3 separate regions of the Homo sapiens genome follow, and all the other regions are linked to region 2. Evidence: chromatin contacts called from ENCODE Hi-C or POLR2A ChIA-PET data. All regions are on one chromosome and are shown on one strand. Each heading gives the region's core, a stretch centred on a gene start or an enhancer-like site at or near the end of the contact. The rest is flanking DNA. Distances are from core to core; before and after follow the strand shown.

What was found. Hi-C counts contacts between places; a loop is a spot of excess contacts on that map. ChIA-PET counts read pairs that join two places held with the same protein, here RNA polymerase II (POLR2A). Pooled maps may share reads with other maps.
Region 1: a loop to region 2 is called in a map of chondrocyte, with 2.6 times the contacts of the local background. The contact joins the promoter of EDN2 here to the promoter of FOXO6 in region 2. A Hi-C loop is called at or near these places in 3 of 168 maps with a recorded cell type or tissue (ascending aorta, chondrocyte and mammary epithelial cell) and 11 of 50 pooled maps. POLR2A ChIA-PET finds 5 or more read pairs at or near these places in 1 of 52 experiments (T-cell).
Region 3: a pooled map shows a loop between it and region 2 (2.6-fold over the local background). The contact joins the enhancer-like site here to the promoter of FOXO6 in region 2. A Hi-C loop is called at or near these places in 1 of 50 pooled maps.

The regions. Positions count from the first base shown.
Region 1 is chr1:41,482,951-41,486,304 of GRCh38, forward strand. EDN2 (endothelin 2) reads right to left here and starts at 1,733. Exons shown (of 5, transcript NM_001956.5): 1 at 1,588-1,733; 2 at 1,097-1,253. The coding sequence starts at 1,651. RefSeq lists an enhancer at 2,840-3,354.
Region 2 is chr1:41,359,202-41,362,876 of GRCh38, forward strand. It overlaps FOXO6 (forkhead box O6), which reads left to right and starts at 2,233. Exons shown (of 3, transcript NM_001291281.3): 1 at 2,233-3,143. The coding sequence starts at 2,730. RefSeq lists enhancers at 1,639-1,708, 1,776-2,070 and silencers at 1,869-2,528, 2,729-2,948.
Region 3 is chr1:41,453,042-41,456,695 of GRCh38, forward strand. LOC105378678 (a long non-coding RNA gene) reads left to right here. Exons shown (of 6, transcript XR_007066029.1): 3 at 1,136-1,211; 4 at 2,230-2,275. Among named protein-coding and RNA genes, the nearest start is that of EDN2, 30 kb to the right of the region's middle. Within about 2 kb of position 1,610, at least 10 of the 41 ENCODE cell types and tissues checked have a DNase peak (open chromatin) inside an H3K27ac peak, as active enhancers do.

The DNA.
Region 1 (3,354 bases), core at 483-2,982, 120 kb after region 2:
TCAGACAGGCTGGTCCCCCTGTTCTCAAAGAAGGCTCTCAGCTAGCTCTGGAGGAAGGGCGGCCACTCCATCTCACAGAAGTAAACACAGGCTCATAGCTAAGCTGCCCCCATCTGGTCCCCACTTGCCTGGAGGGGTAACACATGTGCCTTAGAGGCTTGACTTGAAAGTGGGGTGTGTGTGTGTGTGTGTGTTCAGATGGGATTAATTTCAGATTCAGAGTCTGATCAAGCGGGCCAGGGGAATGGCAGGGGCCCTGTGGCTGGCTAGACCAGCACTTTCGAGTGACAGAGCTAATTTTAGATGGTGTGGTTGGAGTCGCAGTGACTCCAGGTAGACTCAGCACGCAGGGACTGGCAGGGTTCCCGCCCTAAGCAAGTGTTTGGATGCGGATTAGCTTCACACACGCTTACGTGCAGGGCTTCTCTTGCCTTTTGCAATTTGGGGAGGGGAAAAAATCACAAACACACACAGAAACTTCAACTGAAGGTATGCAGTGGCCTGGAGGCAGTGCGGGTGCAGGCGGAACAGACAGCACGGGGCTCCCACCCGGGTGTAGCCAGTAGCACAGGGCAGGTTCTCATCTGTCGTTTGAGGGACTATCCTGCCTTATGGGGAGGATGGGGGGGCTCCTGAGATGATCATGCACGTGCAGTGCTTGGCAAAGAGCCTGGCATAGTCAAAGCACGGGTGCTGTCACTAATCGTATTATTATTGGAAGAGCATGCAGAGGCAGCATGACAGAGACTGTGAGCTCCGGCATTCCCCAACCGAGGATGGTGCCTACCCTTACAATTACCTGTGTGATCTTGGGGGAGGCGCTTAAGCTCTCTGAGCCTCAGCACTTGAATCTGGAAAACGGGGCCAACACTTGCTTACCAGGCTGTCTTAAGAATTCTCAGAAGACAGCCCTCTCTATGGCTCAGGTGGTCCCCACTCAGGAATTGAAACAATTAACTATTGATATTAGCCAGTGCCTCCATCTGGAGGCCCAGGGAGAGATGGAATGTGTCAACGTTCCCTAGCATGCCAGTAGCTTCCACCCTGACACCCTGCCCCAGAGCTCCCCCTGCCCCCAATCCCCATGGATGCTCACTCAGGAGTGTTCACCCAGATGATGTCCAAGTGGCAGAAGTAGACGCACTCCTTGTCGAGCCAGGAGCTGCAGGAGCAACGGCGAAGCCGAAGGTGGGTGCCTTGGGCATGAGATGAGGACGCTGGCTGCTCCAGGGTGGCAGCAGCCTGGCCCTTCCCTGCATGCACAGGAGGGAGAGAGAGGTGGAGAGGTGGGTTGGGGTGCCTGGCACATCCCAGAGTGGGGGACCCACCATGCCCCTCCTCTTGCATAATCGAGGGAGTTGGCACTCTTGCTGCTCAAGAGCTCCAGGCCAGCCCAGGGAAGTCCCAGCAGCCCGTGGGGAGCCTGGGCACCTCTGTATTTGCAGAACCTTTCCCCTGCCACCACTGCCGCCAGGCTCCCGCCCCTGTCTGCCCCCAGCTGGCTTGGGAGGCACTGCAGCCCTAGAGGGAGACAGAGATAGGCAGACCCAGGAGCTGTAGGCAGCAGGTGAGGCCAGGGCAGCTCACCTTCATGCAGGGCCACGAGCAGGGCTAGCGCAACGGAGCACCAGGTGGTAGGCACGGAGACCATAGCGGCGGTGGAGCGCGCAGGCTGGACTGGAGCAGGGAGTGCCTGTTGCCAGCGTCCTGCTATTAAGCTGAGCAGATAGCTCATTGCCTCGGTGCCCTGGCTGCCTCTTATACCAGGCACGGTGCCCCACCCCTTCTGGTCCAGCCCTGCCCCGCTGCACCGGCGGGCTGGGAGCCAGGGACACCGCCTCCTCCCCGGGCGCCTGGCCCGACCCAGCCTCTGCAGTGAAGGGGGGAGGGAGATGGAAGGCCCATTCCTCCCTCTGTGCCTGGAGCACCTCTGGGAGTCCTGAGGCTCCCTGGCAGTCCCCAGGGGCCCCTCGCAGTCCAGCTGGACTTCCTCAAGTCACCCCCAGCTGCCCCGAGCCCCCTCCCTCACTCTGTTGGCGGCTGCTCCACAGGTCTCGCCCAGGGCTGTGAGTGTGGAGGAGGAGGTTCCATGAGCAAAACCCCTCTCCTCGGAGAAGACTCTGCCATCTATCCTGCCTGCCCTCTGCCAACCAGGCTGAGGATGCCCCTCTGTTGTGTGGGATGTGAAAGGCCCACGCAAGGCTGTGTGGCCTTGGGCGAGTCAGAGCCCTCTCTGGGCCTGCCTCCCTCTGTGAAGGACACAGCTCATGCCTGACTTCTGACCAGCCTGGAACTGCTTCATCCCCACCTCACCCAGGAAATGCCCCCCTCAACCCCTGCCCTGTCACCCCAGGGCCTGGGGCAGGAGTTCTAGTCCCTTCCAGAAGCTGTTCAGCTATGCAGCCATGGCCAAGGGCATCCTTCCTGGGCCTGTTTCCTTGTTTGCAAACAAGGCCAAAACAAGAAGGTACTTCACCTGCTTGGCTTACAGGCTCCTTTGAGACTAAGAAGGTGGCTTCAGACCCCTTTCCAGAAAGATGTCCCTGAGGACACACACACAAAGCGCCCCTTGAACAGTCTCCTGTCCTGGCCATGACAGGATGTCTTGGCTTCCACCGGGGGCTACTGTCTGCAAAAGAAGTAAGCCAGGGGACTTCTCTGGGGACTGGCATTCTGCTCCTGCCCCTCTGCTGGCCCAGAAGCCTTGCCGGGGAGGGGAAAGCAGGGATGAACCACAGCTGTGCTGAGCAGCTCAGGGAACCGGCAGGCACCCTCTGTTCCTGCCCTGGCTGAGAGTCCACTTCCTGCTGGAGTCTTCTCAGGGACCCTGTCTCCAGGCACAACAGGAAAGGCCCTCTCGTTTCTTGGAATTCCCAGGGCCTGTGCCTCTCGTGCCTGCCTGACTCATCCCATTGCACTTATCTCCCCTGCAATCTCAAGGTCCAGAGCCCCAGAGGAGGCAGGGCCTGACACCTACCCTGCACACAGTAGGGGCCTTGCGAGTGCTTCCTGAGGGCAGGGGGGTCAAGAGATGCACACCTGGCTTTCCACTTACAGAACCCAGGATGCCCAATGCTCAGTTCCTGTATTCAGCAGCTCCTTTGTCCTTGGACATTTATGAAGGGGACAGTAGGTGACCACCAGGAACAGGCAAGTTTGCATCTTCCTAGGGTGTGCCCAGAGCAAGCGTGCATGTGTGAAATCCTGGAGAAACTGGCAGAACTGATGGAGGGTGAGAGCAGGATCTTCCTTCCTGGAGACTGAGCTGGCTCCTGTGAAAAAAACAAACAAATGTTTCCTGAGCACCTACTACGTGCTTGGAGCACTATCGACTCTTCCTCACCACAACCCCAG
Region 2 (3,675 bases), core at 983-3,482:
GCAGGGGCCAAGTTGTGAGTGAGAAGAATGTGAGTGTGTGCCATTGGGTGTGAGTTTGAATGTGTGTGTGTGTGTGTGTGTGTGTGTGTGTAGGAGCTGAGTGTACCAGACATGGGCCTCAGAGGAGAGTCCAGGCAGCAGCTGTGGACACCGGGCAGGGCAGGGGCCTGAGTCAGCCTCTAGTGCATCTCTGCCAACCTGGCTTCCCAGACCCATGTTGGCAGCCTGTGCCAGGGCCCCCAGCTAAGGATCCTCCCAGCAATGGTATGGCCCTCAGCAGGCCTCTGCCTCACAGCTCAGAGCTGGGCCAGGGCCGCAGACTGGCGGGAGGCTTGCTCGGTCTCCAGGGTCCCTTAGGGGAGCAGCTCCCAGTATGGACTCCCCAGGCATGGAGGGCATACGAGTGATGTGGTGGTGGGGGGTGGATTCAGCAATGATTTCAGGCTCCTTGTGACTCTAAACAGAATCACCTGGAGGATGTGTGTATGTGTATGGATCGGAGGGGTCGTCAGCCAGCACTTCCCATGCCCACCCTTGCCTTGGGATATGACTCAGGCAAATGCCACGCCAGGCATCTGCAAGCAAGTCCTGCTCCCACCCTGGGGAATGAGGAGGGGCTCCTCCAGCCCCACCCCCACCCTCACCCTTGGCCCTGCTCCTCAGGTCCTAAACTGGAAGGAAGAAATTTTTGAGAAAGGAGGCCATCTCCCATGGCCTGGGCTCAGCCCTCCCACTGCCCAGAGACCTTCGCATCTCCAGCGTCCTCAGGAGCAAGGTACTGGCTGGTAAAGAAATCAGGAGCTTGAGATTCCAGTCCTGGCCATGCCACCAGGGGAATCACCTGCTCATTCTGGGCCTCAGTTTCCTGATTGGCAAAATAGGAATATTGTGCTAAAGGGGCACAAGGTGTTGCTGGCAGCTCAACAAGTGGTCTGGGCAAGCAGAGAACAGAAAGTGTTGGGAGTTGGGGCTAGAGAAGGTGTCAGGGCTAAGTTGACATTTGCACGGAGCTTTGAAGAGTGGGAGAATCTCTGATGAGGGCCTTGCGGCGGGGAAATGGTGTTCTAGGCAGAGGGGATAAATACCCTGAGCGAAGGCCAGCAGGTGCAGTGGTGACTGGGAAACCTAGCTCAGCAGCCTGTAGGATGAGGCCACGGACTGCCCAACCTCTCGGCTAGCCTCGCCCTTCTGAGCTCATGTGATGATCTGATTAGCATCTGACTCCTGACTAGTCTATGCAGTAGGGGACCTCATTTGTTTCAGTTGCTGCTCTCACTGTAGAGCCCTGGACAGTGCCTGGTGCGTCAGAGGTGCTCAATAAATATCCAGGAACTGATTGAGAAGCATCTCCCCAAACACTGTGAACTTTAGACAAGTGCTTGTTCCAACAACCGCAGTAAGAACCTCCCACAGACTCTAAAACAATGGTTTGCAAGGTGTGGTCTCTCGTGCATCACCTGGGAGCTGGTTAGAAATGCAAAGTCTGGGGCCCCAACCCAGACCTGCCGAATCAGAAACTCTGGAGTTGGGGTCCAGCAATGTTAACAAGCTCTAGGGGATGATTCTGCTCTGCGTCAAACTTTGAGAACTGGAGCTCTAAAACTATGACCACAGGCACCATGAAGAACATGTTTGCGGATGGAGGAGCGAGAATTGTGGCAAAGCCTAGCCTAGAACCCAGGTATTCTTGACCCATTCTTTTTCCCCAGCTCAGTCCAGGGCACAAAGAAGAGCAGAGTTCGATCATCCTCCCTGTCAGAGTCCTGGAACGGAGACTTGGGAACGTCAGGAGTCTACAAACAGAGGGCGGGGCAGTCCTCTCCGGAGTAGAAGGCGGGGCCAGTGCCCTGAGCCCCGCCCCATCCCGTTGCCCCGGGAAACCCCGGGTTGTAACAATAACCGGTGACGCGCTTCTGGGAGGGATCCTGTCGAGCCCATGGGCAGGACAGTCCAGCCGCGGACCAATGGGAGTGTTAGGGCTCCGCCCCCTAGCCCCCCCGCCTCCGCGCCGAGCAGGGGGCGGGGTCGCGCCAGCCGCTCCGCCCCTGCTCCGTAGGCGGCGCTGTTGCTTGCAGGGGCTGCGGCGGGGTCGCCCCGAGCTGGGAGCTCAGCGCCCGGTCTCCCAGCCCGCGGGCGGGGCACCTGGGCTGGCTGAGGATTCCGCGGCCGCAGGCGAAACGCCCCGCCCCCTCCCGCGTCGGGCCCGCCCCCTCCCCGTCCCCCGCCCATCCCGAGGTGCAGCCGGCGCTGAGCGCGGCAGGCGCGGGAGCTGGCGCTGGAGCCGGAGCGGCGGCGGCGGCAGCATTCACCGGGCGGCGGCGGCGCGGGCTCCGGCACCGGCTCGGGCTCCGGCATGGTGCAATCCGGCCTCGTCCCGGGAGAGCAGGGCCCGTGCGCAGGGCCGGCGCCCGGGGAGCGGCGGCAGCGGCGGTGGCGGTGGTGGCTGCAGGCGCAGGCAGGCGGCAGGTGCTAGAAGCGGGGCTGGGCGAGGTGTGTGCCCGCTGGGCTCCCGGGCCGCCGCCCCCTCACTGCCCAGGTCTTTCCCTCCCTTCGTGCTCCCCAGCGCGTCCAGCCCCCTGCCTCCGCGCCTCGGCCCATGGCGCCCCGCGGCTGAGACAGCGCCGCCAGGGACCCCTCCCGCGGGCCTCCCCGGGGCGTGCAGATCCCGGAGCCGCCCGCCCACCCTCCGCGAAGCCTCCCTCCCCTCCTCGCCCGAGCCGGGCGGGACCATGGCTGCGAAGCTGCGAGCGCATCAGGTGGACGTGGACCCGGACTTCGCGCCGCAGAGCCGGCCGCGCTCGTGTACCTGGCCCCTGCCGCAGCCTGACTTGGCCGGCGACGAGGACGGAGCGCTGGGCGCAGGGGTGGCCGAGGGCGCCGAGGACTGCGGGCCGGAGCGCCGGGCTACGGCCCCGGCGATGGCCCCAGCGCCGCCCCTGGGCGCGGAGGTCGGACCGCTGCGGAAAGCGAAGAGCTCTCGGCGGAACGCGTGGGGGAACCTGTCCTACGCCGACCTCATCACCAAAGCCATCGAGAGCGCCCCGGACAAGCGGCTCACGCTCTCGCAGATCTACGACTGGATGGTCCGTTACGTGCCCTACTTCAAGGATAAAGGCGACAGCAACAGCTCGGCCGGCTGGAAGGTGGGGGCGTCCGGCTGGGGAGGGGGCTGGGGACGCCGACTGGGGCTTCCAGGGGCTGCTAGGTGTGTTGGGCTCCAGGAGGGCCGTCAGAAGGAGGGCTTTTTGGCACCCCCCGGGGTCACAGAGTGTGCGCCCAGGGCGTGGGGCCGGCCAGCGGACGGGCGGGGGCGTACTGGGAGCAGCTGTGTGCGTGCTCCCTTGCGGGGAGGGATGCGGGGTGGGAGGTCTGGTAGGGTGACAAGGGACTGCCGCTTTGAGGCGTCCCCGAGGCACGTCCCCACCCTGTCCTTGGGGGCATAGCAGAGGAACCCATTCCCAGGCCGCGGACATTGGGGAGCCTCCCCCTCCTCCCCCAAGTCTGCTTTGTGTGACTCTTGTTTTACCCTTTCCACCAGGGCACCCTTCTTAGAGCGCTGGAATAATGACTTGGGGCCAATGCCGGCTTTCCCTCCCAAATCTCTATCATTGCGCTTCCTGGAGCTGTCCCCAGGGTGAGGAGTGTGACCATGGGCCCACAGTTCTTCTTGTGGTG
Region 3 (3,654 bases), core at 360-2,859, 93 kb after region 2:
AAGGGATTGTTGCCTGACATGAAGTACTCATAAACCCTACCTTTTATTACGGTCCTGACTTGCTCTGATACCCATCCTTAGTTAATCAATACGGAAGCCGAGGTCGAGTGAGGGGAGTAGTCTCCTACCAAGGTCACAGTCTGTGTGCAGCTGGTAACCCAGATCTATCTGGGGCTAGTTTCAGCATCTTCTTTGCAAACCCTGTCAGACTCAAGCCAGGGCTGGAATTGATATGGTGCAGGGACTATGGTGGCCCAAGACCTCATCCAGGTAGCAGAGGGAAAGTTCCAAATTGCTCTCCATGTCCTAAACAATGCCTGGGTGAGCCCCACTGTTTTCTTTCTCACCTCTCACCTCCATGCTTTTGCATCTGTTGTTTCTGCTAGAATGTTCTCCCTGACCAACCCACTTTAAACTGCATGACCTTCTTACCCACTGGACTATGATGGGGCCCTGCCTTCATCTCTGTCCGTTGATTGAATAGAATGAACTTGGGGAATTTCAGAGCTGGTCTGGATCAGTTTCACGTTTTCTAATGGAGAAGTGGACGCCTTGCCCAAGGACGCATGGTCTATCCACGAATGCATTTCTTGTGTGCCTACTAAGTATTTAGGGTGGGTGCAGTGCCCAGCCAGGAAGTGTCAAGGTATGGCAGAAGGAACACGTGTTTGGGGATCAAAAGACTTCAAGTCCACTCTCTCTCATTCCTTCGCTGGGACCTCAGGCTTGCTTTGGCTCCTCTCTGGGCCTCGGTTCTCCCACCTCTAAAATGGAGGTGATAAGCTCACCCACCTCTTGAGGCTAGTGTGAGTAGGAGTTGGAGACGCTGTGCCAGTGTTACACCCAAGTGTCATGTGGCAATGGCCCCAGCTGAGAGGGGGACTTCCAGGAGACAGAGAGCGGGGTCAGGCCTGGAGTCAGGCAGGCCTGGGACCAAAGCCTGGATCCTTCACTTACAGCTGTGTGACCTTGATTGAGTCACCTCCCTCCTCTGAGTTCAGTTCCTCCTCTATGAAGTCACCTCCTCAAAGTGGCCTTCCTTGGCCCACCTCCCACCCTTCATTTCTTCCATACCTCTGATCACAGGCCACAGTTCTCTCATTTGTTCTTTTTATTGTCTGTCTCTTCCTTCCAGAATATGCATTCCAGGAGAGCAGGGATATTTGTTTTGTTCCCCGATGTATCCCCTGGATCTAGCACAGGACTGGCAGGTAATAGGCACTCAATGATATTTGTTGAATGAGTGAATGGATGAATATGTGAATGCATTGGAGTTAGTACTTCCAACCTCCCAAGGGCGTTTAGAGGCGAAGGGCGAGATGCATAAGGTGTCCGGCCCAGCACATAACAGGCTCGCTCAGTGAGGATGGAGCTGCTGTTACCATCCTGAGGAAAAACTTTGCAGCTGCCTCCCAGGAAACTGGGCTCAAAGTGGGGGGCGGGAGAGCTCAGCAACTCCCACAGTGTAGCTTCCACTTCCTGGCTGGGGCTGAGCCCTGTAATTGCTCCCATCTCCTTGGCAGCCTCAGCAGCTGTCTAATGAGTTTGCACCCGGCTGGCCCCTGGGCTTGGCCGCACAGCCCAGGCCTGCCTGCCCAACTGCAGGCAGACAAAGGCCCTATGTCCCTGGGATCTGCTTCCTGCCCGCCCACTGCGTCCCTGACAAACCGAGGTCCCCAGCTGCCAAGCTCTGCTTCTGCAGTGAAGGAGCCCAAGATTCCCATGTGGGCCAGGGGCACAGAGCAGTGGAGAGGGCATTTGTCCTGGAGGATGGAGCCCTGGGTCCACATCCCTGCTCTTCTCCGGCTGAGAGGTGCTAGGGGAGGCGGTGGGATGTCATGCCCAAGAGCCTGACCAACAGGGTTGGAACCACGCCTCCACCACCTCTAGCTGTGTGACCTTGGGCAAGTCCCAGACTGCTCTAATCCTCAGTTTCCTCATCCATCAAGCAGGGGTAGATTACAGGAGCTCACGGGTGTACAGCTGTCAGCATAGGTCTTGGCACATGGAAGAGCTATTATAATTATTGGGGACCCCGTTTGATCCAGGGTCCTTGGTCTGCTCATCTATCAAATCAGGATTGCTCAACCTTGGCACTATTGACATTGGGACTGGATGATTCTGTTGGGGCTGTCCTGTGCATTCTAGGATGTTTAGTAGCATCCCTGGCATCAGCTGACCCAGTTTCAAGGTTTCTGTTACACTCTGAAATTCCCTGATTTGCTTTAGGAACCCCAGATTCTTCTCCATGGTCGGAATCATTGCAAAATAACTGGTAAGTATTCCTTCACTGCAAAATAATCTCCCTAGTCTAGGGGCCCCAAATGCCTCAGGCTGCTCACAATGAGCATTGGACATGGAGGATGATGGCGACGTCTTTAATTATGCAAGAGCTGTAACAGGACCCAACCCTGAGCATCCTGGAAACTCCTTGAAATGTTCCCCATAACACTTCTTTGGAGCCTCCCATCTTCCCCCTGGAATACACATGGCCACCAGCCCATTGTCTTTGTGCCCCACTCTGCTCTACATCCTGCTGCAGTCCCCATCTCAGACTCTGCCAAAAGGGCCCCTGTGCCCAGCATTCACTGCTTGTCCCCATCTCCCTAAACATCCTTTCCCACCACACCGTCCCCTGCAGTTGCCGAGCTCTCTTTGTACCCTCCATCCACTGTGCCTTTGCTGATGCTGTCCCTTCTACCCCTAGAGCTCTCTCTCCACCCCTCCCCTCCCTCCAGGCCTAGCTGTGAAGTTGCCTCTTCCTGAGGTTCTCCCAGATTCCTACATCAGAACAGCTCTGCCTGCCCTGGGCACCGGAGCCAACCCTGAGCTCACCACTCTGCTGGAACACATGTCTGCCCAGCATGGCATCCAGTTTATTTATGAGGCTGTCTGTCTGCCCCCCGTCCCAGGAGCCCCAGGGCAGGGCCCTGTCTGATTCATTGCCAGGCACAGGGTCTGGCCAGCATCAGGGAGCATGTGTTGAGCAGTACCGGTGAGAGCTGTCTCTGGGAGGAGGCATTGTGGGGCTGGCTGGCATGGAGCACAGGCCCAGGGCTGTGGAGTGGCGGGGCCAGGCCAATGCCAGTGCTGCTGGAGAAGGCTGAGGGCCCTCCTTCCCAGGTTCCCTCATCTTGCCCTCTCTCCTCCTCCCCTCTGTCACTGACTCATTCACTCAGCAACTTCTCTTGCTCATTCATGCATCTGCGTGCTCCGTCACAGACTCATTCACTAATAGGGGAGCTCATCCATTCATTCACTTTTATATTTGTCCATTCATTCATTCATTTCTTCACTTACTCCTCTATTCATCCAACAAACTTTCCTGAGCTCTGATATTACACCCCACTCTGACCTCTAGAGAAGCCCTGGAGATTCAGCGCTAAAGACCTTTTCTTCCGGAGTGGTGGTGATGGGTGGTACACACGTATAAATGAACAACTGCAGTCAGAGTGAAAGGGGCTATGATTGAGGAATACGTGATGTGACAGCAGAGGAATCTACACAGGCTTCATGCAGGAGGTGGCATTTGCATAGGGCCTTGGAGATTAAGAAGTCCCAAGCAAGGCCTAGAGAGGCTGGGCTCTGAGCTCCGGGATGGGGAGGAGATGGTTTCTAGAGGACTTAGGGACTGCTTGGCTGGGTGCCTGGGGA